Linked DNA regions of Mus musculus: region 2 is linked to region 1. Evidence: chromatin loops called from intact Hi-C (ENCODE). Cell type or tissue: left cerebral cortex. All regions are shown on one strand. Each heading gives the region's core, and the rest is flanking DNA. Links, peaks and the distances in the headings are about the cores only. Region 1 has its middle 8.7 kb from the start of Herc6. Region 2 holds the start of Nt5c3 (5'-nucleotidase, cytosolic III).

Region 1 (15,876 bases), core at 4,881-12,880:
CTTTAGAGCTGTGTGTTCCAAGGTGACTCTGGCTCTCTCTGGCTCTCTCTCTCTCTCTCTCTCTCTCTCTCTCTCTCTCTCTCTCTCTCTCTCTCTCTCTCTCTCTCTCTCCCTCCCTCCCTCCCTCCCTCCCTCCCTCCCTTTCTCCCTCCCTCCCTCCCCACCTTTGAAAACAAACACAGCACTGAAAGGGTTGTGGGTCACTGTGTTTATTCCCATCTGCTGCAGGTTGAAGCCTCTCTAATGATGGCTGAATAAGGCACTGCCATATGAGCCTAGCAGACTATTATTGAGTCATTTTATTGTTACCCTTTTGTTTTTCTTAGACCAGTAGTATTTGGTTTTGTCCTAGGTTCTGGTTCTTGGTCACCTGAGCAGTGTCAGGTATGGGTTCCTTCCATCTCATGGTGTAGGCCTTAAGTCAAATCTGAAATCAGTTGGTTACTCCACGTGGTTTGTGCCACCATTGCCCTAGCATATTTTCCAAGCAGGACAAATTGTAGATCAAGGGTTTTATGGTTGGATTGGTTTACTTTTCTCTTTTAGCAACCTGCAGAGTCCCTTTGCCTGTCATAGACATTAGAACATGGGACTCCACATTCAGTGCATTGTGTGAGTATTGACTTCAGCAATGAAAACTTGCTGTTGGTTTGTTGAGAGACACCTATTTTCTTGGCAACAGCCTGAAGTATTTGAGGATTTCATAGCGACCCTTTCAACCAATAACTCAACTGGATAAAACTTAATCCCAGACTGAAATTTTCCACTGGGACAGACATGGCCAGTTGGGGTTCCATCTCCCTCATTATTTAGAGACTTCAATAGGACCACCTTCATTATTTTAGGAAGTTTCCACTACATCAGGTTTCCATATTCTTCAAATGAGTTTCAATACTAGCTGTTCCTCCTCTCATTGCCTCTCTAAATTCCATTTCCTCTCTTCTTTCCCACCAGAACCTCCCATTCTCATGCCTTCCTCTCCTCTACCAGTAAAATCCATTTCTATTTCTCCATCCCAGAAAAAAATCCATGTGTCTTCCTAGTCCCTTCCTCTATGCCTAACCTCTCTGGGTTAAAAAGATACACGAATATACAGAATACCAAGTAGACAACAAAATCAGAAAAGAAATTCCTCATAGTATTCTTTAACATGCAGCCATTCAGTTTGATCAGCACCATTTTTTGAAGATTCTATTTTCTAGTTTGTATTTCTAGCTTCTTTCTCAAAAATCACATGTCTATAAGTATGTGGACTTATTTCTGGGTGTTCAGTTCTATTCTATTAATCAACATGCCTGCTTTTATGCCAATGGTATACTACTTGTCTTGCTATAGCTTTGTAGTATAACTTGAGAGCCCCAAAAGTTCTTCAATTGTGCAGGATTGTTTTCGCTAGCATCGATTGTGTGTGTGTCTGTGTTTCAATATGAAGTAGAAAATTGTCCTTTCAAGCTCTTTGAAGAATTGTGCTGGAATTTTAATAGAGATTGCATCGAATCTGTAGATTGCCTTTGGTAGGATGGCCATTTTTACTATGTCAATTCTACTGATCCATGAGCATGAAGACATCCATTGTCTGATGTCTTCTTCAATTTCCTTCTTCAAAGACTTGAAGTTCTCTCATACAAGTCTTCCACTTGTTTGGTTAGTCTTACCCCAAAATACTTTATATTATTTGAGGCTATTGTGATGGATACTATTTCCTGAATTTCTTTCTCTGTTTGTCATTTGTATATAGGGGGGTTACTGATGTTTTTATGAGTTAATTTTGTATCCAGCTACTTTGTTGAAATTATCAGTTGTAGAAATTCTATGGTAGAATTTTTAGGGTCACTTATATATCATCTGCAAATAGAAATATTTTGACTTCTTTCCAACTTGTATACCTTTGATCTCTTTAGTTGTCTTATTGTTCTAGCTAAGACTTCAAATGCTATATTGAATACATATGAAGAAAGTATGCAACCTTGACTTGTTCCTGATTTTAGTGGAATTGTGTTGAGTTTTTCTTCATTTAGTGTGACATTCACTATAGGCTAGCTTTAAACTGCTTTTATTATATTGAGGTATGTTCCTTGTAGCCCTAATCTCTCCAGCACTTTTATGATGAAAGGGTGTTCGATTTTGTCAAAGGCCTTTTGTTCATCTAGTGAGATGATCTTGTAACTTTTCTCTTTGTTTATATGGTGGATTAATTATATTTATTGATTTTTCATACACTGAACAACCACTACATCTCTGGGATGAAGTCTACTTGATCCTGTGGATTCTTTTTACATGTTCATGCATTCAGTTTGAAGGTATTTTATTAAGTACTTTTTGTATGTATATACTTAAGGGTGTCAGGGTAACTGGGGACTCATAAAATGAATTAGACAATGTTTCTTCTGTTTCTAGTTTATGGAATAAATTGAAGCGTATTGGTGTTAACTCTTCTTTGAAAGATTGGTAGACTTCTATATTAAGACCATATGACCCTGCGTGGTTTTTGTTGTTGTTTTGGTTTTTTTTTTTTCTTTTTGTGGTTGGAAGACTATTAATGAGTGTTCTATTTCACTAGGAACTATAAGTCTATTTTAATTGTTTTTCTGATTTTGATTTAATTTTGGTAGGTAGATCAATTGAGAAAACTATCAATTTCTTTTAGATTTTTTCAATTTTGTGGAGTACTTTTTTGAAATAAGGTCTAATGACTCTTTGGCTTTCCTTGGTGTCTCTTAATATGTCTCTCTTTTCACTTCTGATCTTGTTAATTTGGACATTTCCTCTTTGCCTTTTAGTTAAATTTGGATAAGGGTTTGTCTATCCTATTGATAGTCTCAAAAAAAAAAAAATAGCCCTTTGTTTCATTGACTCTTTGTATTGTTCTCTTTGTTTCCATTTGATTAATTTAGGCCCTCAATTGGATTTTTTCCCATCTACTCTCCTGAGGTGTGATTTCTACATTTTTTTCTCTAGAGCTTTCAAGTGTGTTATTAAATTGTTAGTATAGGATCTCTCTCTCTCTCTCTCTCTCTCTCTTTCTTTTTTCTATTTTTCTTTTCTTTTTTTAATGTAGGCACTTAATGCTATGGAGTTGCCTCTTAGAACCACTTTCCTTGTATCTCCTAATCTTGGATATGATGTGTGTTTGTTTATTTTCATTTAATTTTAGCGAATCTTTAATTTCTTTCAGTTCAGATTTGTCTGGTTTCTATGAGTTTATAAGGTTTTGTCCTTTCTACTGTTGGTCTTCAGCTTTACTCCAGATTCAGTAACTCTCTGCATCCATGTGTGTGTGTGTGTCTGTGTGTCTATGTGAGTCTGTGTGTCTGTATGTGTCTGTGTGTCTGTATGTCTGTGTGTGTCTGTGTGTCTGTGTGTGTGTGTGCGTGTGTGCACGTGTGTGTGTGTGTGTCTGTCTATGTGAGTCTGTGTGTCTGTATGTGTCTGTGTGTCTGTGTGTGTCTGTGTGTCTGTGTGCGTGTTTTAAGGTTTTTAAGGAGAAGAGAGTGACAAAGAGTCTCACGTAGTTCTGTCTGGTCTCTGACTCTCTATGCAACTGAGGATGACCTTGAACTTCTGATAGAGTAAAGAGAGTTATTCAGTTTTCTCGTATCTGCTGAGACTTGCTTTGTGTCTGCATATGTGATCAGTTTTGAAGAAAGTTTCACGAGGTGCAGAAAAGAAGGTATATTCTTTTGTGTTTCAATGAAATGGTCTATGAATAACTGCTAGGTCCATTTGTTTTATATTGTCAATTAGCTCTAAAATTTCTCTGTTTAGCTTTTGTCTAGATGACCTGTCTTTTGGTGAAAGTGGGGTATAGTTAGTTATCATTTTCATACTATGAGAATGAATATGTAGTTTAAACTGTAGTAGTGGGGGTTTGTTTGTTTGTTTTTGTTTTGTCTTTTTGTTGTTGTTGTTGTTGTTGTTGTTTTTAACAAATGTGAGTGTCTGTGTTTGGGGCATAAATGTTAAGAATTGCAGTGTCCTATTGGTGCATTTTTCCTTTGGTGAGCATATAGTGTCCTTCCCTATCCCTTCTGATTAATGCTGGATAGAAGTCTATTTTGATAGATATTAAAATGGTTACACCAGCTTGTTTCTTAGATCCACTTGCTTGATATATCTTTTTCTAACCCTTTAACCTAAATTAATGTTTATCATTGATGTTCATAGTTTTAGTAAATCACTTTAGGTTGAAGTTTTCCTTCTAGAACTTTCTGTATGGCTGTGTTTCGTGGCTAGATATCATTTAAATTTGGTATTATCATGAAATATCTTATTTCTCCATCTGTGGTTATTTAAAGTTTTTCTATGTATGGAAGTCTAGGCTGGCATCTGTGGTCTCTTAGAGTCTGCAGGACATCTGTCAGGCCGTTCTTGATTTTAGAGTCTTCACTGAGAAGTTGGATGCAATTTTAATAGACCTGCCTTTCTATCTTACAGCCTTTAATATTCTTCCTTTGCTCTGTGTATATAGTGTTTTGATTGCTAAGTGGTAAGGGGACTTTCTTTTCTGGTCCAATCTATTTGATGTTTGGTATGCTTTTTCTGCCTTTATTGGCATCTCCTCCTTTAGGCTAGGAAAATTGTTCTATAGTTTTGTTAAAAACATTTTTTGGTCCTTTGATCTGGATTTCTTCTCCTTCCTCTATACCTATTATTCTTAGGTGTGGTCTTTTCATAGTGTTCCAGATTTTCTGGATGTTTTATAGCAGAATTTTTTAGATTCAACATTTTTGCTGACCAATGTATCCATTTCTTCCATACTTGAGATTCTTTTTTAACTATCTTGTCTTTTGATGGTGAAACCTGACTCTGTAGTTCTTGTTTGAATTCTTAAATTTTTTATCTCCAGAATTTGCTCAGTTTGGGTTTTCTTTACTGATTCTATTTCAAAATTCAGGTCTTAAACAGTTTTATTTATTTTCTTAGACTGTTTGTATTTTCCTAGATTCCTTTAAGGGATTTATTCATTTCCTTTTTAAAGACTTGTATCATCTTCATAATATTAATTTGAAGGTTTTTTTTTAATGTGTTAGAATATTCAGGGCCTGCTATGTAGGATAGTGGGCTGTAGTGTTCTGGGTGTTATTGTGTTCTCATGCTGGTATCTAGGCATCTAGGTTTGGGATGTCTATAGCTCTAAGTACTGATTTCTGGGCCTGTCTTTGTTCACTTAGTGTTTTCTTCCTTGAGTTTTGTTTCCTGTCTAGATTTTGATTAAAGGCATGTGCCACCACTGCCCGGCCATCATGGGTGTTTTACTGAAGAGCTGGGCATGAAACTCAGGGGTTGGATCTGGAGGAACACGGCACTTGATATATTCTTAAGATATTAAATAATGCTACTCTTAGTTTTAAAGAAATTACAAATTTAATCAAATTGTGTTTTTTATAATCATCTTACTTGTTATAATTGTTTGCTTATCCCAATTTCCTGTCTTATATGAGCCTAGTTTTTATGTCTAACTGACTCAAGTTTTGTTGTTGTATCTATTAAAGTTTTATTCTCATTATTCAGCATAATTTGGATTTTAAGAATTGTCAAGTCCCAAGAAAACTCCAATTCATCAAATTCCAAAAGGCAGTACATATGTTCAGAAAGGACAGTCTTGGTCCAGCTCAAACAGGATTATAGAATGATTTTTGGGAGTTAGGTTAAAGCTAGCATTCCTCATGAACTAGTGAAATGTTTTGTGTCTGCTAGAGGAAATCATCTTTCTTGCCTCTGGAAGAAGCAAAATATGGTTCTCTGTTGTCATCTTTCTGTGGTTGCATACCAAAGCCCATGCTGGCTCTAGTTTCCTACAGTCCCTATTCAAAAGAACTCATTATATATTTCAAGGTCTCCACACTGTCACCCTATTCCTTCTGACCTCCTCCTCTACCCTAAACTCTCAGGCTTCTTCCAGCTCACAGGCTTCCTGCCTCTCAGTTATTCATCCATCCTTTATATAACAGGTAATTCTCTACTATTCCCACTTTTAGGGTGCAATTCTGATGATAAGGTCCTGTTCCCCAAATGGTTCTTGACCTGTCAGTAAAGATAACCATGGGTTAATTTCTGGGTAGAAGGGACAAGTGAGACTTCCGGGTCCCTGAAGGCAGGCAGAGGGACACAAGGAAGGAGAAAGGAGTCCACCATGCTTTGGAGAGAGGAGAGTCAGGCAACCATGTGAGATCTCAAAACACAGTAGCCACACAGGCCACTCCTACAGGCAGGTGGTCAGGGGAATTTACCAACTGAAGTTTGGGGCAGGTGAGAGAGATGGAGATAAGAATCTGATAAGGGCATGCTTTTCCAGGTGGGAAATAGTAGTGCCCAACAATTGTGCCAAGAAGGCAAGTTGAAATTGAATGACTGTGTGTCTGTGTCTTTTATCTAAGCATTCAAGGGAAGCTGGGAGGGGGCCGGTAGCATGGTCACTTCTCAGAACTAATGTTGGGTAAAGCATAAAGCTACATGCAGTGCCCACTCTTGCTATTCCTATTCCTGCTTCCCTAGCTCTGGACGTGTCCAGTCTGCTTCTTTTTCCTCTCTGTTCTGGACTCTTCCAGATGTGTCTGGATATTTTCTCTCTCACACCCACAGTAAAAACCTTTCCCCTAATGAGTGGTCATTTTGGTTGTTTCATTATTGCTCCTTGCCCCTGCTTACACCTGGTCCTATAGACCTGAGAAGATCACAAATGCCTTTCTTCAAGGGACCTGGTCTCTCCTAAATGAACCAAGCTACTAATTTCATCCATCTAATGTATGGATCATTTGTTTCTGCTGGCTTCTGCCACCTACGATATTCCACTCTAAATTCTAGAGTCCACTTTCCAGCCACGCTCCTTTACCTGCTTTAACCACTAATCTCTCCTTGCCTGTTGGTTTCTTGTTAATTCTGAGATTTGAGAGAAATTCTTGAAAGTCACAATTGTCCAAACTAAAACAAGGTGTATTTGAGTGAGCTGTAGGCTGTAGAGCTGACTATCTCTCTTAAGTTTGAGCTCTCCAAGAGCAGCCCTCACTGGCCTCTTGAAGTTCTTTTTATACAGGAGGTGAGTTCACACTGGGTGAGAGAGTTGTGGGTTAATGATTGTTAAAAGGGTATGATGAAGAGGGGAGGAATAATGGTAAGGATAAATGTTAAGTGAATAGGGGTTGCAAACAGTCTGCATCAAACCAGGAACTTAATCTTCATTGCAAATAAAGGCCTTAATTAGTAAGGACTTGATACCAGACAGAAAGACTTATGATCTCTTAGCTAGATTTTAGCACCAAGCTAACTGTTTCAGCTATAAACAGAACTCTAACCCAACACAATATGTTATCTGTTTTGGTTTTACTTCTCCTGGAGCTTACTATACCCTCCTGACATCTATCACTTGGGAAGGTTCTATCTCTCCTTGGCTGATGTGACTTGGGGCATCTCTCTGCTAAGGCACTTACTCTTCTTCTTTTGGAATTCTCCCTCTGGTGGAGTTTCTATGTGACCCTTTCCCATAAGTCCCTCCTCTCTCACCCTCGATGTGCTCATGGCTTCCTCCCCACCTGTCTCACAGCTTGCTCCTGGAGCTTGCTCTGCCTCATTCACCTCCTAGAGCCTAAACTAACCATGGGTTCTTATCCTGTCTTTTAATCACTTCCCCTCCATGGACTCAGAGATTCCATTAAAGTCTCACTGACTTATTGCCACCAGCTTGGCCCCAGTATAACCTAGATCATAAGCCTCAATAACCTGAAGATGGCACACTCAATTTCCAATTTCCCATGAATAGTAACAACTTCTGCCTCTGCACAAGCACATAATCCCCAAATCATCTTTTTTGGCTTTCTTTACTCTCCACTCCTGAAAATCTCTTAAGTTTTTTTTATTCTCTGCTTTAGAAAAAGTCTTGTAAACTTTCCATGTCTTAGAATTTGAAAGTTATGGTTCAAAGATCTATAAAATCTATCATTTAAAAAGTTAGCTTAAAACTTGTAACAAAAAAGATTGATAGTTAAAAATCTATACAAAGGTAATCTTAATTTGCTACAGCATGTTAGTGTGATAGTGCAAGATAATGCAGAAGTTCCTCCATCCTTAGGTCATCTTTAAGCTTGACTAGAATTTGAACTCCTTAGGCCATTGAGAATCTGGTCTCCACGGAAAATTTCCCAACACTATCTAGAAACCCAAGGGCACCATGTCCTATCTAGCCGATCATAACTTCTGTTACACTGCCTGCTTTCTTAGAATCCCTCCATCCAGCAAATTGCTTTAAGAGACTCCGGGGTGTCTTGAAGTGACCAGATCAGACTGAATTGGCAGCAATCTCAGGCTTATTGGTGCAGTTCTCTGGCAAGTTTCACTGTGTGACCAGAAAGCAGTCTGGAACAAGAGGGAGGTCAAGACATGGCCAAACCTCAAAAATCTCATTCTGAGACCAGCAAGAGCTAGTACTGTTTCCTTCTTTCTCTGGGCCTGCATGTACTTAGCCTGTATGACCACCACCTCTGCCAGCTTTGAGATAGTCACATAGTCTGGTGGCCACATTACAGTTTTAACTTCCCCTTTCCCTATAAGGACATGTCCAGCCAGCACATGGAATTCCTCTTTAGGCAAATGAAGTAAGACCAAAACAGAAAACATTTTTTTTTTTTGCAGGATGAGAGGTCTAGTTTTAGTTGAAACAGTTTGGGTCTTCAACAATCATGGACTCATTGTTTGTTTTGTTTTGTTTTATTTTTCATGAATCCCAGGAGTAACAGATCTTCAACTCAAAAGATTTAATGCTCAAACTTAACAGGGATAAAATTGTTAGATCCTAATCATAGAAAAGCTACTAACTTGTAAACCCCTGGGCAAAGAAGTATTTCATGCCTCTCCCACTACCAGGGTCCTGCAATAACTCTGGAGACGGTTGGTTTGACTGCCCCACTCTGCTTTGCCAAGGTAGGCCAGTTCCTCCACATAAAGGAAAAAACAAAAACAAAACAAAAACAAAACAAAACAAAACAAAAAACCCCAAAACTCTCAGACCTTCTGGGTTTGGTGGCCAAAACCCAATGTAGTCCTGTGTGGTAGCTGGAAGACTTAACACTGTCCTGTGTGGAGACCAAAGACTCTGGCCCCCCAAAAGCTATTGAGATTACCATGGGGGATACCAGGCTGGCTGTCCTTTTAAGTGATACAGAGGTCATTGATGTATACTTTCTGTTCAACATTATCCTTATATTTCTGTGATGACATTGGTGGAGGAACAGAGTGTTCAGTTGGAACCTGTGGCTCACACACACATCAGCTCCCCCCATCCATTAAAAAGCCTATTAACTCTGCAGAGAAGCCTATTATCTTGGTGTCAAAACTTGGGTAGAGTTGAGCCCCCGGGCAGGTTGGATAGGCTTCTATCCTTCTATTTTCTCTCCTCCTGAGGTGACCAATTTTGACTTGAGGTAAACTAACCTTACCAGTAGCCAACAAAGACTTCTTCCAGGTCCAGGACCCATCAGGCTCTTCCCAAGAGGAGTAGCTGCACCAGAGCAACCCCATCCTCAGACGTCCCTGGAACGTGTCTTGCAAAATTTATCCAAATTGGGATGGTCTCAGACTTTGCACCCAAAACGCCTGATTTTTCTTTGTTTTCTTGTTTTGTGGCTTGGCTTCAGTACACTCTGGATAATACAAATAGCCACCAGAGGGCACTCTAGACTTTAGCATCCTCTTTGATCTTGAAATTTTCTTCTGGCTTATGGTTAAGTGGCCTGAACTCCTTTATGTTCAAGGGTTTTTTTTTTTGTTTTGTTTTGTTTTGTTTTGGGGGGGCGAGGGGGGGAAATGCACTCCTGCCCATCCCTCTGTAGCCAATGCTTAGCGGCCCAGGTCTGGTTGGCCAGGTTTACAGCACCACTAGACACCCTTTCATCTGAGGACTTGTATCCTGAGCCATCTGCCATAACTGATTAGTCTCTCTCTGCTGCTTCCCTGATCCCCACCTCCTCCCCTGGACCTTCTACATTGCCATGTGCTTTACCCAGTGGCCAGCCTTCCTCCCTCTACCCTTCCCTTCCTCCTCCCCCTACCCAACCCTCCCCCTTCTACACTGCTTTACCTACTGACCAGCCTTCTTTTTCCTCTATCCTTTCTGCCTCAGAACCCAAGCTGGGAACTCATGACCCACCTACCTTTTTTCTGCCCTGCTATGGGCTGTAAACATTTTTATTCAACCAATAGATTTAAATTAAGAAACAAGGTTTGCAGAGCAAGAGGAAGCATATGTGAGAATTTACTGGTCTTGAGGCAATTAGGCCTTGGTACACATAATTTAGCATTACAATACATTGCAACTGACTAAGCCTCAACAATTCCTCTTTTTTTTTTTTTGTCTAAATAAGAAGGCCTTTTCTCTTATAATAATAAACAACATCTATTAAGAACAGAAATGAAACAATTATGAAAATTATTAGGTAAGAGTTAAATTCATAATGTCAAGTCTATTTATATGTGGCAACTTGATAAAGTATCCTACCATTATTCTATCTTAAAGGGTTCAGAATTTTGTATCTAACTCAGTTTCCATCCTAACTTACATTACTAACCTACAAACACCTGTTTATACTTCTTCCAACATTCATAAGACATTTTCTGGACCCTCTAACCATCCTTAAAACATCTCCTTAGACCCTTAAACATTTTCTTAGATCCTTTACAACTTAAGGTTATAATAAGACTATGTAGCTTCCAAAAATTATACAAATGACAAGACAGTCCCTAATATTTTCTAAAATACTAGACCATCATCTTCAGCCTTGTGATATCTGATCCTTTTGTGAAGCACGAATTATAAGGGATTTTCTAACCTTGTCTTGCCAGAGCTTGGCAGTCAATTTGCCTATATCTATTTGTCCTTTCTGGACAGCATTCTTTCCTGGTGGCTAGCTTGCCAAAATTAAAAGCCCAAATGGAGGTGCTTTGATTCACATCGCCTTCTTCCAGATCAAATAGAGTGCTACCAGTAGCTGACATGTCTTAATGTCAAAAAACAGCCTGAAATTAATAAAAACTTTTTTTGTGTGTGGATTTTTTGAGGCAGGGTGTCTCTATGTAGCCCTGGCTGTCCTGGAACTCACTCTGTAGACCAAGCTGGCCTCGAACTCAGAGATGTGCCTGCCTCTGCCTCCTGAGTTCTGTGAGTCCCTGAAGTTTTTGAAGACTAAATACGATAGATAGTAGAGTTCTTTCTCCAAAGAATGCCAAATACAAATGCACTGAACATTGGAAATGTACTTCTTTTTTTTTTTTCTTGGAATTTTCTTTATTTACATTTCAAATATCTTTCCCCTTTTCAGGTCTCCCCTTCGGAAACCTCCTCTCCCACCCTCCTATGAGGGTGCCTCTATGAGGGTCCAACCACATCCACCCACTCCCATCCTCCCACCCTGGCATTCCCCTACACTGGGGCACTTAACACCCTCAGGCCCCAGGACCTCTCCTCCCCATGATGTCTTACAAGACATCTGCCATATATGTGGCCAGTGCTATGGGTAGTTCCATGTATACTCTTTGATTGGTGGTCCACTCCCTGGGAGCTCCAAGGGATCTGGCCTGTTGACACTTTTGCTCCCTCCATGGAGCTGCGAACCCCCTTAGCCCATTCAGTCCCTTCTCCATCTCCTCTATTGGGGACCCTCGAGCTCAGTCCAATAGTTGGCTGTGAGCTTCCTTCTCTGTATTTATCAGGTTCTGGCAGAGCCTCTCAGGAGACAGCCATATCAGACTTCTATCAGGTGAATGTACTTCTTACTTGATCATTCTTGTAATTTTTCTTATTGTATGTAGTGTTTTATTGAGAGGGCTAAAGTGGGGAGATGTTAGGGTATACTGTGTGAAATTGTGTCTCTGTCCTTCTTCACCTACCTACATCATTCTTGGATTGTCTTTAGTAAAACAATGAGCTGGGCAGGAAGTGGAAGACGGGACTTCCTGAGAGGGAGAAAGGAACTCTGAGAAGGAGAAGAAGGGAAGCCTTTTTGTTAGGAAGGAGAAGGATGTGGTCACAGGCCTCAAAGGTATAGTTAGCCATGTGGCTGGATGGAGGTAGGTGGTTGGGTTAACTTAGATGAGCTAGATGAGAGCCAGTCCAGCTAAAACCCAAGGCTTTGAAATATTGAAAGGTCTCCATGTGGTGATTTGGGGCAAAAACTGGTTCAGGAATAATTGCCACTGTATTAATTTCCAGCATTAATTAATATATGGAGAATGCTAATAATCATTTTTAGTTTACACTTTCTAGACTCCAGTTTCATGTCTCTGAAAAATCACCATCTCAGTCTCAAGCCTGTCATTACCGACCTCCTATCTCAGGGACTCCTAATTCCTATTGACTAACCTTGCAATGCTCCCATTCACCCAGAGGATAAGCCCTACAATGTGTAAGCCCTCTGGTTCCTACTGCTTAGTACAGGACCTCCACCCTACTAATGAGGAAGTAATCCCAATTTACTCTGTGGTTATCAACCCATCCTTTCTAACTTTCTTCTTACAACTTCCCACTTTACCATACCGAACCTAAAGGACACTCTCTTTACTGTCCCCCTACACCCTGATTCATATTTTCTCTTTGCCTCTACCTAGAGGTCCCAGATACACAGACTTCAAGACAGCTCACATGGACAGTTCTCCTTTGGGGGTTTTGGAATAGTCCTCATTTCTTTGGCCAAGCCTTGGTTTGGGACCTCTCCTCCTTAGACCTCATTCCTCGAACACTTTATTGTGTTGATGATATCTTATTTTGCGGCCCCATCTCTGCCCCAAAAAGACACTTTGTCACTCCAAATTTGCCATCATGTACTTGGGTGTCCAACTCACCTGAATCTGACCTTTACAGAACTTGCAGCCCCTGATGACTGGGGATCAAATCCTTTCATTTCTGTATTCTTCTATCACTGGATCCCTAACTTTTTCATTACTTCCAAGCCCCTGTACCAGGCAGCCAGGGCCCTCATGGGGCCTCTCACCCACCCAACCATGCTCTGCCATGTCTTTACTGCAGGATGACCTCTTTGTGGTCCCTGTGCTGGCTGTCTTGGACTCCATCTGCCCCTAACACCTCTTTACAGATGAAAGGATGGAAGTGGCCATGGGTATCTTAGCTCAACATGCTGGGCCTTCCCATGGCCTATAGCTTTTTTTTTGTCCAAACAGCTAGATTCCACTGTATTTCAGTGATGTGTCTGAGAGCCCTAGAAGCAGTCTCAGAACTCACCTGAGAGTTTCTTCAAGGCCACACTGTTCCAGCCTATCACTGTATATTCTACCCACTGGCTCTCAGACTTTCTGTGTCATTTCTCTACTTCCTTTCTTGGGCCCTCGTGGCCCAAACCTTTCATCTATTGCTTTTAGAAATCCCCCATATTACCTTGACCTTCAGTCCTGCCCGAAATTCTGCAACCTTCCTCCAAGTTCCATTCCCCCCTGATACTCACCTCTTATTCCTGCCCAGAGGCTGTGAAAGCACATACTTACCGCATCTTGTTTCTCCTAGGCCAACTCCTCACAGACCTCCAACTCACCCTCTTTATGAATGGAAGCTCTCTCATAGACTGATTGGGAAACTGCTAGGGGGCCTATTCTGTAGTCAGCTCCATGGATACAGTTAAGGTAATACATCTGCTGGTAGGTTTAACTGCTCTGAATAGACACCATGAACAACACTACTCTTATAAGGACAACATTTAATTGGGACTGGCTTACAAGGTCAGAGGTTCAATCCATTATCATCAGGGTGGGAGCATGGCAGCATCTAGGCCAGCTGGTGCAGGAAGAGCTGAGAGTTCTACATCTTCATCAGAAAGCTGCTAGAAGACTGACTTTTTTTGGTTTTTTTTTTTTTTTTTTTTTTTTTTTTTGGTTTTTTGAGACAGGGCTTCTCTGTATAGCCCTGGCTGTCCTGGAACTCACTTTGTAGACCAGGCTGGCTTCAAACTAGGAAATCTGCCTCCCTCTGCCTCCTGAGTCCTGGGATTAAAGGTGTGTACCACCATGCCTGGTTTAGGACAAGAATCTTAAAGCCCACACCCATAGAGACACACTTCCTCCAACAAGACCACACCTCCAAATAGTACCACTCCTTAGGCCAAGCATACTCAAAGCATCATAGGACCTCTTCATAAAAGGCCAAATTAGTCACGTTAAATGGGGTTCTCCAGCCGGGTGTGGTGGCGTATGCCTTTAATCCCAGCACTCGGGAGGCAGAGGCAGGCAGATTTCTGAGTTCAAGGCCAGCCTGGTCTACAAAGTGAGTTCCAGGACAGCCAGGGCTATACAGAGAAACCCTGTCTTGGAAAAAAAAAAATGGGGTTCTCCAAATAGCCAAATGCCTATGGGATAACATCTATACCGATTTTAGATATTTTAATAGTTCTTTTGGTTTTTCGAGACAGGGTTTCTCTGTATAGTCCTGGCTGTCCTGGAACTCACTTTGTAGACCAGGCTGGCCTTGAACTCAGAAATCCGCCTGCCTCTGCCTCCCGAGTGCTGGGATTAAAGGCGTGCACCACCATACCGGGCAATACCCACTCTTATCATTTGGAAGGAAAGAGGTTTCCTTAGTGCCAAGAGTACTCTCGTTGTCAACACACCCCTTATAGCCAAACTCTTGGAGGCCCTCCAACTCCTGGCAGAGATAGCCATAATCCACTGCCAGAGGCACCACGCTTCCTCGGATCCAGCCACCTTGGCAATCCCAAAGCTGACACAGTGGACTAGGGGCTGGCCTCTAGCTCCAGCAGATCCACAGGACTGGATCCATAGGATACCTCTTTCTGGAACCCTTCTCTTGGCCTAAATATCATCAGGAGGAGAGAGACTCATTCCTCAATAAAAGGGCCACACAGACAAAGGAGGGATAGTTCTATTTGAACAACTGCCCCAGCCTTCCCCAGAATCAGGTGCTCTCAATTGTCTTGATAGCGTCAAGCTCTACACATTGGTACCAAGGGTCTATTCCACTTTCTAAAATCAACAATATTCATGATGTTTTATACTGTAAGTACTGGTGTTTCTTGATTAAATTAGTGTCTAAGGTGTCCTGTAGTGTAACAAACCAGGATTTTGAAAAAAAAAAAAATAAATCAAACAATTTGTATTTTACTAATAAAAGGAAATAAGCAATACTGCAACGATTCCTTCTAGGGTCTCATTGTACTTCTAACCATTAAAATAAAAGGTAATGTTTGGTTATATCTGTAAGGATGACAAAATTCTGGTTTCTAGCATGTTCCGATTTCTTGTTTCTACCTCTATTAATACATCAATAAAATAGAGCAAATAAGTATTCACATAGAAGGGATTATAATTTAAATATTGAAGACCAGTCTTTCCTAAAGTTATATCTAATTATGCCATATGATTTTAAACTATAAACTCAAACTACACAAAATCCCTGAGAGAGATGGAGGGAGAGAGCGGGAGAGAAGAAGGGAGGGAGGGAGGAAGGAAGGGAAGGAGGGGAAGAAGAGGAGGAGGAGAAGGGAGAGGAAGAGAGGAGGAAGAAGTCAAAGAGGGGAAGAAAGAAATAAAAAAGGAAGGAGAAGAGGAGGAGGAGAAAAGGAGAAAAAATAATTTGTTTAAATATCTCAAATATTAGTAAGGTGGTTCATAGAATAAAAATTGCTATAAATACAGGTAGAAATAAGTCTAGCTTTTTTAATTTCCATTTTAGTTAATAATCTTATATTTGAAATGTGATATCAAATATAGAGGACACAAAAGAAATCTGATCCAGATCATAATGATTAATAATCTGATTTGGTTCAGGAATTTTTTGATGGTTTTAATGGTTTTTGCCAGCTATTCCTCTCTTCTGAAGACTGCTTTCCTGACCACTACTTGACCTCATTTAGATTGAATCCTAGAAAT
Region 2 (15,876 bases), core at 3,929-11,928, 650 kb after region 1:
CCATTCCTTCTAACCTTAGCCCTGGACAATGACTGTATAGATTTCATTTGTGCATGACTGCTTTTCAGTTGGCCTTGGTATGCATAATTATTCTATTATATCTGAATTGCTCTTTCTTTCTCCTGCTCTGGTGAATTCTGTGAAACTAGAATGTAATGATTCTTAATCAAAAATTGAGGCACAGGGGTACAGGAGAGTCCTAGTGCCCCAGGTGTGTGCTGTACACTCTCATTTTTGGAACAGTGTAATAACTGCACAATGGCAGTTTCAGATTAATGTTTGACTTGCAAAGAAAATTCGAAGAAATTATGTTTAGAAGTAAACTAAGAAAACGAAACAGAGCCAATATTGGGACCCAGAGTAAAGTTATGAAATGAGTTTTGCACATTTGAGAGTGGTCCCTGGTCTCCTTGGGATATATATGTATATGCAAGTAAAGATTAGATTCCTGAAAGTAGATATAGAATGCATGAATTTTATACTAGTAAAACTAGGTCAAAACACTGAGACTCTTAGGAGCGTCATTGTGTGCAACACGCAGAAGCAGAAGCTAGTAGAACTGCTGAGTTAAGAGTTAACCTGATTCCTTCTAACCACTGCCTAGCAGCTTTGCCCATGTCATTTATTATTAGAACTTCACAGGAAACCCCATGTAACTGACCTTGGAACTCTGAGCTCTGAAATATAATAAGTCAAAAGTTATAGTTTAAATAGTGATGTTTGCCAATTATTATTTTGGCCACGGGCCTGGGAATAGGGGAAGCTTGAAACTTTGGGGAACAATCATAATTCTTAATTCTTTGTGAAATGTGATCATTCTTTTGAACTTGACACATTTGGTAATGATTATACACTGTTTTTCTTTCTACCTGCTTTTTGGAGTAACAATATAAGACTGGGGCAAGTTAAAGGTGAGGGAAACATGTTTATGAGTGAAAGGAGAGTGCACAGAGGTGGGGGGTGTAGAGGTGTGTGTGAGGTGTATGAGTAGTGTGTATGAGGTCTGTGTGGTGTACGTGTGAAGTGTGTATGTATGTAGGTGTGAGAATGTGGGAGTTTGAGAAAGGGAGCAGCCTCAAGCTGAGGAGGGGGGAGGAGAGAGAGACAGAGACAGAAGGAGGAGGAGTGGGAGGAGGAGGAGGAGTCAGCCATGAATACATTGAGAGAGAGGAGGAGAGGAATGGGGAGAGAAGGGACAGAGGGGGCAGTAAGAGAGCAAGAGAACAAGAGGGCAAGAGAGAGGAGGAGGCATGCAGCTACTTTTATAGTGAGTCAGGCACACCTGGCTGTTGCCAGGAAACTGTGGGGCAGAGCCTAGAAGACATGCTAAAATTCCCCAATTTCGGCTTAATTTTAAATGGGAAAACTCGAAAGAGGTGATGGTGAAGCAGAAGTAGGATCATCATGATCTTTAGCTACTTCCTGCAGACTCTGGAGCAACATGTCTCTGGGAAACCTAAGAAAATGGGTATGGGGATGTTGGTCCAGTCTTAAGAAAGTTGGCTGTTTGCTTGCTATTCAGGGTCTGTGGAACCATCTGTGGATAGATGGAAGGAGCAGGTCCAATACGTGTGTGTGTGTGTGTGTGTGTGTGTGTGTGTGTGTGTGTGTGTGTGTGAAAATTCTTAGGTATACTTGAAACTCTTAGGTCTTGGTGGTTGGGAGTGAGGAAAGTCCCAATCCCAGGAACAGGAGAGGAATCCCACCCTCTGAGATAGGTAGCAAGGGGGAACATAGGCTATTGATTAGCAGGTATACTTATCTGGATGGAGAGATATCAAATGAATGGGTTTCCTGTAGCTTATAAGTTTACAAAAGAGATACATTTGTTAACAATGTGAACAGTCTTTAAGATGAGCTTAGGAAAGACAAAACCTTTTTGTGGAGCAGAAGGAACAAGAAGGGCTTTTTCCTTCTTTCTAAGGGACTGAATACACATAAATTTAGCATAACAAGAAAAAATTTTAAGTTTATATTTGAAAGAAAAAGGAAAATCAGAACCTTCACTTTGTAAATATGATAGTTGATCGTATAGTTTAGCAAGAAAAAAACACCTTAGGTCTATAGTTATAAAGCAACCAAAGGAAACTTTTATTTGAGTATAATAGCTGATAATGTAATCCAGCATGAGAAACACTTTAAGTATATAGTTATAAAACAATCAAAGGAAACCTAAAGTTTAAACTTGTTATTATATCGATTAATGTTAGGACACTTGCACAGCAAGGAGAGGAAATATGAAGCATTTACTCACTGGAAACTGAGTTTAGATAAGACAATAACAAAACCTTTTTGAGTTATGTGGGCTGTATTTTTTTTTTTTTTTGGCTAATATCCACTTATTAGTAGTGAGCACATTCCATTCATGTCCTTTTGGGTCTAAGTTACCTCACTCAGGATGATACTTTCTAGGCTCATCCATTTGCCTGCAAAACTCACGATGTCCTCATTCTTAATAGCTAAGTAATATTCCATTGTGTAAGTGAACCACATTTTCTGTATCCATTCTTCTGTCGTGGGACATCTGGGTTGTTTCCAGCTTCTGGCTATCACAAACAAGGCTGCTATGAACATGATGGAACATGTTCATGCGGCATGGTGGTACATCTTTTGGGGTAAGGTGGAAGCTCAGGGTCATTTTGATTTGCATTTCTATGATCACTAAGGACTTTGAACATTTCTTTAGTTATTTCTCCGCCATTTGAGATTCCTCTGTTGTGAATTCTCTGTTTAGTTCTATACCCCATTTTTTTTGATTGGGTTGTTTGGGGGTGGGGGGGGTTGTTTTGTTTGTTTGTTTGTTTTGCTTTCTTTGGTTGGTTGTTTGTTTGTTTGGGTTTTTTTGGTGGTTAGCTTCTTGAGTTCTTATATATTTTATGAGTCCTCTATCAGATGTGGGACTAATGAAGATTTTTTTCCCAATCTGTAGATTGCCAATTTGTCTTATTGGCTATGTCTTTTACCTTACAGAAAGAAGCTTTCCAGTTTCATGAGGTCCCATTTATCAATTCTTGATCTTAGAGCATGAGCCATTGGAGTTCTGTTTAGGAAATTTCCCACTGTGCCAATGAGGTCAAGGTTTTTTCCCACTTTCTCTTCTATTAGATTTGGTGTATTCGGTTTTATGTTGAGGTCCTTGATCCACTTGGACCTGAGGTTTGTGAAAGCTGGCAAATATGGATCTATTTTCATTTTTCTACATGCAGACTGCCAGTTAGACCAGCACCATTTGCTGAACATGCTTTCTTTTTTCCATTGTATATATTTGGCTTCTTTTACAAAGATCAAGTGTCCATATACGTGTGGTTTTATTTCTGGGTCTTCAATTCTATTCCATTAATCAACATGTCTGTTTCTGTACCAATACCATGCAGTTTTTATCACTATTGCTCTGTAGTTGGGAGGTCAGGGATAGTGATTATGGAGCACTGACAAAAGGGGACCGATCATGACTGCCCTCTGAAAGACCCAACAAGCAGCTGAAATCATCAGATATAGATGCTTGCACCCAACCAATGGACAGAAGCTGCTGACCCCTGTAGTTGAATTAGGGAAAAGCTGGAAGAAGCTGATAAGGAGGGCAACCATGTAGAAGGACCAGCAGTCTCAATTAACCTGGACCCCCGAGATCTCTCAGATACTGGAACACCAACCAGGCAGCATACACCAGCTAATATTAGACGCCCCCCAACACATATACAACAAAGGACTGCCGGGTCTGGGTTTAGACAGAGAAAATGCACCTAACCCTCAAGAGACTAAAGGCCCCAGGGAGTTTAGAGGTCAGGTGAGATGGGAGTGGGGACATCCTTTGGAGAAAGGGGGGGTGGGGGTGGGGAGGAGGTATGAGATGTGGAACAGCCAGAGGTTGACCTGGAGAGGAATAAAATCTGGAGTTTTAAATAAATAAATAAATAAATAAATAAGAAAGTAGCAGGATATTATATCTGTGAAAACTTACATCTGAACTTGTTTATCCTATATCGTGAAGCCTGTGAGCAAGGCAAACCTATCTATCTTTGATAAGAAATCTGGTAGTCTTAACTAGTTAACAAATTTACTAATGAGCAAATAAGGTGGATCCTTGGGGTATGGAGCTAGGCCTGTTTTCCAGATGTCAAGCTACAGTGACATAAAGTTGGAAGGGAAGGTTTTGGAGAAAATAGAAGACCAATTAGATGGAAGGGAATCCCATCTATAAGATCCAACTATATATTGTATGCAAGAAACACACCTCCCTGGTAAAGATATGGCAAACTCAGAGTCAGCAGACTGACAACAGTCTTCTAAACAAATAGAAACCGAAACCAAGTAGTATACCTATATAGGTATCTGATAAAATATGTTTCAAAGCAAAATTAATGAGAAAAAGTAAAGGTGTCTTAGCTACTTTATTTTTAATCCTGTGATAAGACACCATGACAAGGCAACTTAGAAGAAAGAGTTTATTGGCCTTATTGTTTCAGAGGGTAAGTTTATAACATCATGACAGGAAACATGGCAATAGGCAGACAGGTATGACACTGGAGCAGTAGCTGAGAGCTTACATCCTGATCTATAGGCAGGAGGCAGAGAGAACTAACTGGAGATGGAACAAATCTTTTGAAACTTCAAAGCCTGACCCCAGTGATATACTTCCTCCAACAAGGCCACACTTCTGAATCTTTCCCAAGTAATTCAACAAACTGGGGGCCAAATATTAAAATACATGAGTCTATGAGAGCCATTTTCATTCAAACATCTACAGAATATGTATCATTTACTTTTCTACTACTGTGAAAAAATACTATGGACAAAAGCAACTTAAAGAAAGAAGAGTTTATACTTGATTATGGTTCCAGTAGAATAAGAGTCCTCATGGCAGGGAGACATGGCAGCAATCAGCAGGCCTGGTAGCCTCAGGAAACTGAGAGATCATCTTCTCAACTGCAAACATGAAGTAGAGAGCATGAATGGAATTATGGCCAGTTACACACTTCCTCCAATAAGGCTGAACCTCCAAAAGGTTCCACAACTTCCCCAAACAGTACACCAACTGGGGACCAAATGTTAAAATACAGGTGCCTGTGGAAGATTTTTTCCACTCAAACCACCCCACAAGGCTACTACATATTAAGTTTTAAAAAGCAGTTCATCAAGAATAATAACAGTTGTAAATAAATACATCAATATCGAGACATAATTTCATTTTAAAACTAATGGTTTTGAAGGTTATGATAGGTCCTGATATCATAATACTGGATAATTTCAATACCATATACTAATCCCTATATGGGTCATTCAACAAGCAAAAATTAATGGAGAAATCGGGGTTAAATTATACCATAGATCAAGTGGACATGATGGATATATACAGAATTTCACATCCAACATATATACAGAATACATATTCTTGTTAGTAGCTACTGGAATCATATCTAAAGTAGAACACATTATATAGGTCATAAGGTAAATAGGTAATGGGTCATAAGGTAAAATTGTCAAAGATTCAAAGTAATCTCTTGTATTTGATGATGTAATTGCACAATAAAACCAGAAATCACTTGAAAACAACTACAGAAACTAAGCAAATGTATGGAGTCAGAATTACACATTGTTGAATGTCCAGTGTGTCTTTGAAGAAATCATGGAGGACATCTAAAAGTTTCTTGAATCCCATAAAAATTAAACCACTACTTGTCAAAATACTTGGGATATGAAATTAGCTCTATGAGGAAAGTTTATAGCAATAATAAATAAAATAATAAAATAAAAAAGCTCTCAAGTAATATAGTCATGTACCTTAAAATCCTTGAAAATCAAGTGCAAGCAAAAACCCTAAAAGTGGTAGAGAGCAAAAAGAATAACAAAGATTAGGGCAGAAATTAATGATACATAGACAAATGTATTCTTTTGCACTATAAACAAATTTAACAACCCCTATTCATACTAACCAAATAAAAGAGAAAAGACCCAGATCAATACAATTAGAGATGAAAACAGGAGGTTACTACGGAGCTCAGAAATCAATCTAGAGGTTTCTCAGAAAATTGGAAACAGATATAGCAATCCTGGGCATATACCTAAAAGATGCCCCACCATGCCACAAGAGCATGTGTTCCGCTGTTTATAGCAGCCTTATTTCTGATAGCCAGAAGCTGGAAACAACCCAGATGTCCCACAACAGGAGAATGGATACAGAAAATGTGGTTCATTTACACAATGGAATACTATTAAGCTATTAAGAACATCCTGAGTTTTGCAGGCAAATGAATAGAACTAGAAAATATCATCCTGAGTAAGGTAACTCAGACCCAAAAGCACATGCATGGTATGTAGTCACTAATAAGTGGATATTAGCCCAAAAAGTACTACATACCAAGGATACAATCCACAGAACTCAAAAAGGTTAACAAGCTGAAGGGCCCAAGTGAGGATGCTTCAAACCCACTTGGGAGGAAAAAGAAAGCAATCATGGGAAGGAACTGGGTGGGAGAGGCGAGGAGGGGAAAAAGAATATGATCAGTACTGGAGGGAACAGAAATGAAGCCCTGAGGGTCAACAGAATGAAAGGAAACAGTCAACCTTGGGAGGTAGGAGGTGGGAGGACCCTTTGGAATGTACCAGAGACCTGGGAGATGATAGTCTCTCAGAACTCAAAGAGAGGGACCTTAGATGAAATACCCAACAATGAGGAAATGGAGAGATGAAGGGATGTTGTTGCCATCCCACAGTCAAAAGCTCTGACCCAGAATTATTACTATCTAAAAGAACTACAGAGATAAAGGTAGAAAGGAGGTCCAGTGACTGGCCCAAATTGGGATCCATCTCAAGGGGAGGCTCCAAGACCTGACACTATAACTGATGCTATGGTGTGCATAGCTGTCCTCTGAGAAGCCCAACCAGCAGCTGACCAAGACAGATGCAGATACTTACACCCAAACATTGCACTGAAGTCTGAAACTCCTGTGGTTGAATTAGAGAAAGGCTAGAAGAAGCTGAAGAGGAGGGCAACCCCATAGGAAAGCTATAGATATAGATATATAGGTACATTTTTAGAGTGCTTTGCAAGGGCCCCAGGGATAGGACAGAGAACATATGACACAGAGAAAAACAATCCTTAGCTTTAATTATGATGACAATCAAGCCATATCACCTCAAAGTATGATTAAAGGAGATCAGACTATGCCATAGGGAAACAGGCTACTTTGGTACAACAATTATTTTGATCTGAAAGATGCTGAGAACTATTCAAAGCAGGGAAAGCTCTTTGAAGAATTTCCCTTAAATTCGATAGTCGTTTGTGTGAGAATGCCCCCCCTAGGCTCATACATTTGAGCATATGATCTCCAGTTGGTGGTGCTGTTTCAGGAGCTTTAGAGGTGCAGCCTTCTTCGAGGAAGCATGTCTCTGGAGCTTTGCTTTAAGGGTTTGAAGACTGTCCCACTTCGTTTGCTCTCTGTACTTTGTGCTTATAGTTGAGATGAAAGATGTACCTCTGTTACCATGCCAGCAGCCTGCTGCCACCTGCTGCCATGCTGACCCCACCATTATGGATTCTTGTAAATTCTTTCTTTCTTCTATAAGGGGTCTTGGTCATGGTGTTTTATCACAGCCACAGAAAATTAATACAAATTCCTTATAATTTTAAACATCTCTAGTGTAGAAGAAATACACATTTAAACAGAGAGAGAGAGACAGAAACAGAGAGAGACAGAGACAGAGATTGTTGAGATTGTCATTAGTAAATGTATCAGGTCAAGAGCTTCTCCAAACAGAATTGTTGAACTTGAGGGTTGGTAATAGGCACCCTATCGCTGAGCTCACACCTTTATCCCCTGGAAAGATTTTCATCTGCACAAGGCAACCTTTAGTCACCATACATTTCCCCTCCTGCAGACTCCAACTTGCTCAAGAATGTCAAATATAATACATATTCCTTTCAGTAATTTAGGTGGTATATTTCAGCCTCAATTTTTGGCCATTTCGTTAAGGCTTTGACCCATGGCCCTGGTTAATCAGCCACTGTACTCCGAGCAATCCTCCTGCCTGAGGATCCTACATGCAGGAATCAGAAGCATGCTCCATCATGACCAGCTTGAGTCTCATATTTCTGTGGAACTTCTGTTTGCACAATGAATTGTTCTACTCAAGATAATGTCTATGTCAATTTGCTTTAGACCAGCTAATAAAAACCTAAAACAGAAAAATAATTCTTTCTCTCCCACGGCTTTTCATTCTTAACTTCCTTCGGTTGCATATATCAGGCAGAGAGAGACAGTCTCGCCAAGCAGCAGCCCAAACCTCACAGAATCGGGGGCGACTCTCCTGAGATTCTCTCTTGCACCTCATCACACCCCACCCACTCAGCGAGAAGCAGAGTAAACTACATGAATCCCTTGAAATATACTAAGCAAGAGAGAACAACGTTAAGTTTCTCTGCACACGCTCCTAAGGAAAGTAAGCTAAAGTTGTAGGTAGACTGTGACTGAAAAGCCCAACAGCTGACAGATCTCCCAAAAACGACTATATCTAGGCCTTCCAACCCAGGATGCTACTGCGCAGGTCAGACGCAGCGCCGCTGAGCCTGCTGGGTGTCGTAGTCCATGAAGGCTAGGACGAGGCACAGTTTCTGAGTGGGTGGCGGGTGAATTTTCTCACACTGGGGCAAGACTTTGTTTTCTCGATGTTTCTGGTGCGATCTTACTGTGGACTATAGGCACAGCATAGCATCCGGGTCACCAGGATTCTGGGTTACAGATGCACTACTTGCATTTAGTAGCTAATTACAGTTGTTTCCTTCCGGGTCCTTGCGGCGTTTCCTGAAGTCAGGGTCAGAGGAAGTCCCGCCCCCACTATAAGGGCGGGATTCCGGACGCGGACCTCTTAGTCTCCGCCCCGTCGTCCCCGCCCCTCACCTCTTCTGGGCGGGGCCTCCTCGGTTTCCCCCGCGCGGGGCGGGGCTCCGGGGAAGTGTGCGGCTTGCGGCCGCGCCCCTGGGCTCGTACCCGCGGATCCCGGGCTTCCGCGCCGAGAGCACGCGGGCCTGTCAATGGACCGCGCGGCCGTGGCGCGAGTGGGCGCGGTGGCGAGCGCCAGTGTGTGCGCGGTGGTAGCAGGCGTGGTGCTGGCCCAGTACATATTCACCTTGAAGAGAAAAACGGGCCGCAAGACCAAGATCATCGAAATGGTGAGTGCGGGAGCATCGGCTCGCGCGCGAGCAGCCCAAGTGGCGTGGGCCGGCCGCGGCCCTGCGAGGGCAGCCTGCACGCGTGCTGATGCTTGACAGCGTTTGTTTCAAAGAGTGGAGAGAATAGATGCTCGGAGATAACTACCTCTTGCTGCAAAACCCGTTTCTCCAGAGCTAATCTCCAGTTGGCAACCGCCTCCAAGACGTGCAGCTAATCCGATAGTCTCTTGTCCAGGAGTCGGTTGGTTGGTTGGTTGGTTGGTTGGTTTGTTTGTTTGTTTTACATCATCGGGGCTGCCTTGGCTTACGTTATGAAAAGAGCATTTTCAGTGTTTTTTTAGAAATGCCAATATTGAAACAGCTCGATTATTTGAATGTTCTTCCTTGTTTTATGTTCCAAGAAGTATTCATGTGTCAGTCCCCCAAAACTCTTTCCTAAATCCTAGAAATGTACTTTTAAGAGTTAATTGCAGTCTCGTTTAAATTGTTTGTCTCAAGAATTCCATTTGAGGTTTGTTTTAAGGCGATTTGTTGATCCCAGAATGTCTGTTTCATTTAGGGTTGTTTTGATGTTACTGTTGTTCCATCTGACTTGAGCATGCATGGTGAGTGTGACTTACTTACTGGAGTACAAGTGAGCATCCAGAACTAAAATATAAAGTTGAGAAACTATTTCTATTGAAACTAATATTTTAAGTGAATTCCTTTATTCCTGGGTTATTTTCTTTATATACCTCTGGTTGCAAACATTTTGTGTGAGAAGTTTTGCCTCCCTCCCTGTCTAGCGAATTTACATGGCTTTATTTTGTTCCATACTCAAATTTTATAATTTTCCATCAGTGGGAAAAAGCTGATTTCGCTGTCTTTCTCTATGTACTTAAACAGTGGGCTGATTTTTCCACGAAATCTTAAGGAAGAGTTTTACTTTCATTGTATAAAGTACTAAGGGACCAATAATGCCAAATATTTTTTGTTTGTACTGTACAAGTCAGTCTTTATATGCATTGTTTTAAACTATGCGTCAGACCCCCTAATAGTTTTTCAGTAGAAGATGTAAAAGAGTTTAATATTTTTACTTTTATAGTTTTAGCTGATTGTTCCTTTAGATGGGAGAAATATTTGGATGACCTGAAATATATATTCCGGCCCTTGTTCTCTCTCTTTATAAGTCATGTTTGGGGAGTCCTCTGTACCTGTCTCCACCCTCTTCCTTCATAGAATGTGTACAAACCCAAGGATACCCACTGAACATTGCTGTTCTGATCACAGATGGTATATAACTACCTAACCAAGGTAGGCTAGGAAAAAATGACACCAGTTGCGTTCTGGGTGATGGTGTTTCTCTTGCCTCAGCCATCTCAGTGCAAGATTACATTCCTGAGTTACCCTGGCCATCAGGACATTTTTAATTGAAAGGCATTAGGGATTTGCTAGTGAGCTATGCATGCCATAGTGGAAATGTCCAGTAATGTGGCAAACTAGATTCCCAGAGAAAACCAATCAAAAGGTACACTAGAAGTATTCAGAGAGATAAGACAAGCCATTTAGTGAAGTTGGCTGGCACTTTACAATTTAATTATCCTGGTGTGTACTCCCTGAATCTGTTTTAACGTCTACCCGTACTTACACACATGGTCTATACTGGTATAGACCCCAGGGCTTTACACCTGCTAGACAACCATACCTGCTTCGTCAGTGCCCTCCTAGCCCATCCCCTTTTAAGGCAAGGTCTTTCTGTAGTGAGAAATCTGGAGTTCTGGCTTCTTTAAAAAACATAGAAATACTATAAAAATATGTTTTCATTGTAAACCCAAGTGTGAGCTATGGGTCTGGTTCAGAGTGTCCACGGCAGCTGACTGTGGTTTGCCGCAGGCTCTAGTAGGGGTGCGCTTTTTTCAGCTGCAGATTGTTTCTGTGATGGAGTGACTTCTGGAATTCTGGGGACTTTTCAGAGGGTATATAAATGTGAAGGCCCAGAGAGGCAGGGTGGGTTGTTGTTAGGTTGTTGTTGATTGGCTGTTGGTTGCTGTGGGTCGCTGTTTGTTAAATATTTGGCGAGAAGAAGAAATTAGATATCCTGATGGTGAAGATCAAACTTGCCCCTAGGAACTCAACACCCCTAATCAACAGGATGCAGTCTAAGGATAACTTGTCCCCCTTCTGGCCCCTGACTTCATTCTGGGATCTCTTTCCTTTCCTCTCTATCCTTTTTTTCTCTCTTATCTGATGTTAGGGAGTAAGGGTAGAAGAAAAAGGATGGAGAAGGGTGAAAAAGAGAAGAGCCCACAAAGTATCCAGGAATAGCTACATCTTTCTGAATCCTGTGTCCATGCCTTGAATTCGCCATCCTTCCTGTGTTAGGATGGCAGCCATGTGCCACCACAATCAGCTCCAGATTTCTCTTTATCGCATCTACAGTCTCTTAAGATTACTGATTAATTTGTCATAATCAAACCCTTTCTCTAAGAGTTTTATTTTAGAACAATATGGATTTACCGTAGTATGAACGAGTGCTCTCATATATCACACACCAGTTTCCCTTGTCATTAATATCTTGTGTGACTCATTTGTATTGATACATTATTAAATGCACTGCCACCCTTTTCAGATTTCCTTCACGTTTACTTATGTCCCAGGAGTTTCTCTTGGGTATCACAACACACTTAGTCATCCTGGCTCCTTGTTGTGGCCTTCACAGTACTTCTGAGTACTGTGCAGCTCCTTATCTTACCCCACTCTGGTCCAGAGATTAAACCCAGGGCCTCTTCACAAGTGTTCTACCCGAGACTCACACCCCAGCCTCCTTATCTTGTCTTCACTGGGCATGTTCTCAAACTTCACTTGTTTGAAGTTTTGGTATTTTGTAGAATGGCCTTGGTTGCGTTTATCAGGAGCTTTTCTCACGATCGTCTAGAGTTTCTCGGAGGATGACTAGTGTGAAGTGTTACTTTCATCACACAGCAAGGGTGCACGCTGTCATCCTAACCTCTAATTTGTAAGCTCTGCTTGAAGAATATTTGTCAGCATTCTCCACGGTCAGTTATTTTCTGTCTCCTCCTCCATCCTGTGCCCTTTGGAATGAAGTTAGCGGAAGAAGTTTGCCTTTACAGTACGGAGTTACAGTTCAGTGCTTGTGGTTAAAGTGACTACAAGAACTGTTTGGGATTATTCTGTTCTGGAAGCTTGTCTATCCTCCCTTATTTACATATCAGTACGGGCTCATAGATATTTATTTGGAGTCATAGTTCAGTACTACTTTATCTGTTGCTAATATTGATCCCATCTGACCAGAGAGCTCTGTTGATTGGGTCTATGTCTTTTCCACATTCTCATTGAGTTCATAAATGTTTTCCAGCTGAAAATAAAATCCTGGCTGCCCAGGACATGCTGTGTCAAGAGTGAGCAAGGCTAGACTCCGTGTTTGGATTGTTTTGGTTTGCAACAGGATCTTGTTCTATTGCTTATACCAGGCTCAGCCCCCTGGACTGAACTGACCCTCCAACCCTATCTTCTCAGTTAGCTAGGACTTAGTGTGTGCAGTATTACCTGGCACAGAGGTTGTACAGATCACAGCTCATGTGTCACATCCTGCCTAAAGCCTCTCTTTAGAACTGTACTACTAGTGATCTAAAAGGGGTTGAGGTTTTTCAGTGGTGGTAGTGGTGGGTTGAGGTTTTTGTTTTGTTTTGTTTTGTTTTGTTTTAGGCAGAGGGAGGTTACCTGATTCTTAAAAATCAAATGAAAGGTCAGCAAGATATCCCAGTGAGTAGAGGTGCCAGGTGTGAGGCCTGCCAACCTGGATTTGATATCCAGAGCACGTGTGTGGTGGGGAGACAACACCAACTTGCAGGTTATCTGTGATCTCCACATGCTCAGCCCTGGCACCCTCCTCCCCAAAACAAAATCAAATAATAGATGTAATTAAAATGTTGTAACAATTCAATTTTGAGGCAGTTTAAAATTATATCGGTTTCAGTGGTCCTTAGATTTGTTGACTTTATGGAAACAGGGACTTTCTCGTTATGGAGCTCAGGCTGGCCAGGAACTCGAGAGTCCTCCAGCCTCAGCCTCCAGAATTACAAGATTGCTCTATCATGCCCAGATTTCCGGATTCGTTGTGAATTTCTCCATTATCAGAGTTGTTTCTTGCAACAGTGTTGAGTCATTGAGATAAGGTGAGTTATTTCCTGTTGCTTGACACACAAACAATTTGAAAAGAGTTCAGGTGCCACTATATCATATATCTCTGTGAAAAAAAACATTTTCAAAGCAGTATGTAAAAATATTAATGTGTTAACATTACAAAGGAACATATATAATCGATTTTTAGGTTTTCCTATACTGGGGATTTAACCTACTGCATGCTAGGTAACCCTTTAAAAATCCATTTACATTTTTATTTGGAGATTGAGTCCCAATAAGTTGCCAAGCCTGGCCTTGAACTTGCAGTTCTCTTGCCTTGTCTCCAGATTAGCCAGGATTACCATAGTGTGCCACTAAGCTTGTGACAGATTTTGGTGATATGAAATGGTGGGATGGCTCATTGGTGAAGAACACCACTGTGGTTCTTACAGAAGATCTGGGTTTGTTTCCCACAAGCTACGGGGTGGATCAATACCATCTATAACTTCAGAGTATCCAATGCCTTCTTCTAACCTCTTCAGCCAACAGGCACCCAATGTGTACAGACATACATAGAAGCATAAGTATGAATAAAATAAATAAATCCAAAACATTTCAGAGAGATGAAAACACTGAACGCTCTTGTTTGTCACCCCAAGAATAAATCTTTCTTCTAAATTCAGACATCTTACAGAGCTGGGCCGTGTGTCTCTAGTTCAGGATGGCCATTCCTTGGACTAGCACTGCTCAGAATCAGCTGCTAGTGGAGACTCCACTCCAGCAGCGGAGAAGCCTGAGTACGGCTGGCCAAAAGTGTCCTGCAACCAAATACACACTTTCTTGGTCTACTGCTTAAGCTTTCATGTTTGTTCAGAGTTATCAAACTATATGTGTCTCTATAGTTTTTAAGATTAAAAAAAGAAAGAAAGATTAGGGACAAAGGGGTATTCTAAGTGGGTTTACAGTATCTTTTCACTGTTTAGGCATGACTACTGGATACCCTTGTGGAGAGTCCAGTAAGAGTAGGAGCCCTGGGGCCAGCAGCTCACGACCAAGCCCCTTACTTTTCAGCTTGTAAACGGTGTGGCCTTGTATAGATTACCTGCCCTCCTACACCTGAGCGGACTCTACCTTGGAAGGTTCCTCTCTCTAAGCCAGGGATTGTTTTCCAAGTCAGAAGAACGGTACTGTTACAGACTGAGCGGGTCCTTTGTGGCATTAGGATAGGAATCCGATACAGACTAAATAAAGTTCTGTGTCTGAAGCAAAAGCAAGGTTAGAAAAAGAGGTGACGCCCCAAATGTAGGACTATGACCGTCCTTCAGGGGAGTGCCTCTTCAGACCACATGGTCACCTGCACCACTTTCCACCTGGCTCTGGTGTGCCTGTGCTTCCTGCCTCCCCTGCAGCCTACCTCCCCTGCAGCCTGCCTCCCCTGCAGCCGGCCTCCCCTGCAGCCACCCATAGATACTTCCCAGTGCTAATCATTGCAGCAAAGATGTAATAAGGCACTGGACTAGTTCTAGGTCTGACTTGTCCAAGACTTGAGGTCCTTGGATTGAACCTGTCAGCCAGTGCCTCCTGTTTTAACTGTTGGGAATGACAAGCAAGTAAAATGCAGGAAAAGCAAAAGACCAAAATGCATTCTTTCAAAGAAAAAAAGCTTTCCTGAAGCAGGCTTCAGCTCCCTTCGGGTTGGGAGTTTGCTGGCCGTGAGGTAGGGAGGCGCTGGATCCTCCCATTTTCTTATCATCTTGCCCAAATGTTTGTCCTTGAGCAGCCTTCCCTTACGGTTTTTCCCACGAGAAAGGAAGTGGCCTCTTAGGAACACCCTCCTACCCTCTACACCCTTGTAGCTGCCTTCGGTATATCTTTTTCTTTTTTAATTCAGTGATAAAGATATTAGTGTGTTTTTCTAGATTAGTAATTGTTTTATGCTTTTTTTCTTTTTTGCATTTTAAAAATTGTGAGGGAGAGGGAGAGAGTGTGTGTTAGTTACATGTTTACAGGTGCTATACCAGCCAGACATCAACCTTGGGAGTTTTCTTCTCTTGTGCTTCACTCCCTTATTTTTTGAGGCAGGATCTCTCACTGACCCCAGAGCTATGATTGTAGGTGGACTAGCTGAAGATTAAGTCCCCAGAAGCCCCCCTCTCCTCCTCAGCACCCTCCCTATATCCCCCATGTGCCTCTACCCCACCCCCTGAGTGCTGGGATTAAAGGTATGCATCACAACACTGGCAACAGTACACGCTTCAGTAAGCATTGGTGTGCTAAGGCTCTTGGATTTTGTGGTGTTAGTACATGGCTGTCCTTCACAGGCATGTTATCGAATTGAGAGCTTGTTCAACACCCCTATCCTGTGGCGTGCCACGGGTATTTTCTCTACACTTAACAGTTGCCAGTAGTAAGGCATAGAAGAAAGTGGAATAGTCGGTTCTCTTTTCCTTCTCTGTTCTAGGCTTACTAGCTATTGCTTTGGACCTAAGGCGTATGACATAGAGGAAAAGGGACAACGCTGAGATATTTTTAAGTTAGACAGTTCTTATTTGACAAATCAATTGCACTGCCGTGACGTGCACGTT

What was found. Hi-C counts contacts between places; a loop is a spot of excess contacts. Peaks named below come from ENCODE experiments on the same cell type or tissue, not always from the same donor. Only the 100,000 strongest peaks of a DNase experiment are listed, where the experiment ranks them.
Region 2: a loop joins it to region 1, with 2.4 times the contacts of the local background. A loop is called at or near these places in 8 of 42 quality-filtered maps.

What each region holds. Positions count from the first base shown.
Region 1 is chr6:57,564,398-57,580,273 of GRCm38, reverse strand. No RefSeq gene overlaps it. Among named protein-coding and RNA genes, the nearest start is that of Herc6, 8.7 kb to the left of the region's middle. In left cerebral cortex, for the core only: a CTCF peak has its summit at 9,645 (motif pointing right); a DNase peak (open chromatin) is centred at 9,651.
Region 2 is chr6:56,916,965-56,932,840 of GRCm38, reverse strand. It overlaps Nt5c3 (5'-nucleotidase, cytosolic III), which reads left to right and starts at 8,909. Exons shown (of 9, transcript NM_026004.3): 1 at 8,909-9,169. The coding sequence starts at 9,032. It also overlaps a transcript of Vmn1r4 not described here. In left cerebral cortex, for the core only: no CTCF peak of the experiment used is centred there; a DNase peak (open chromatin) is centred at 8,756; H3K4me3 peaks cover 1,942 bases; H3K27ac peaks cover 1,753 bases.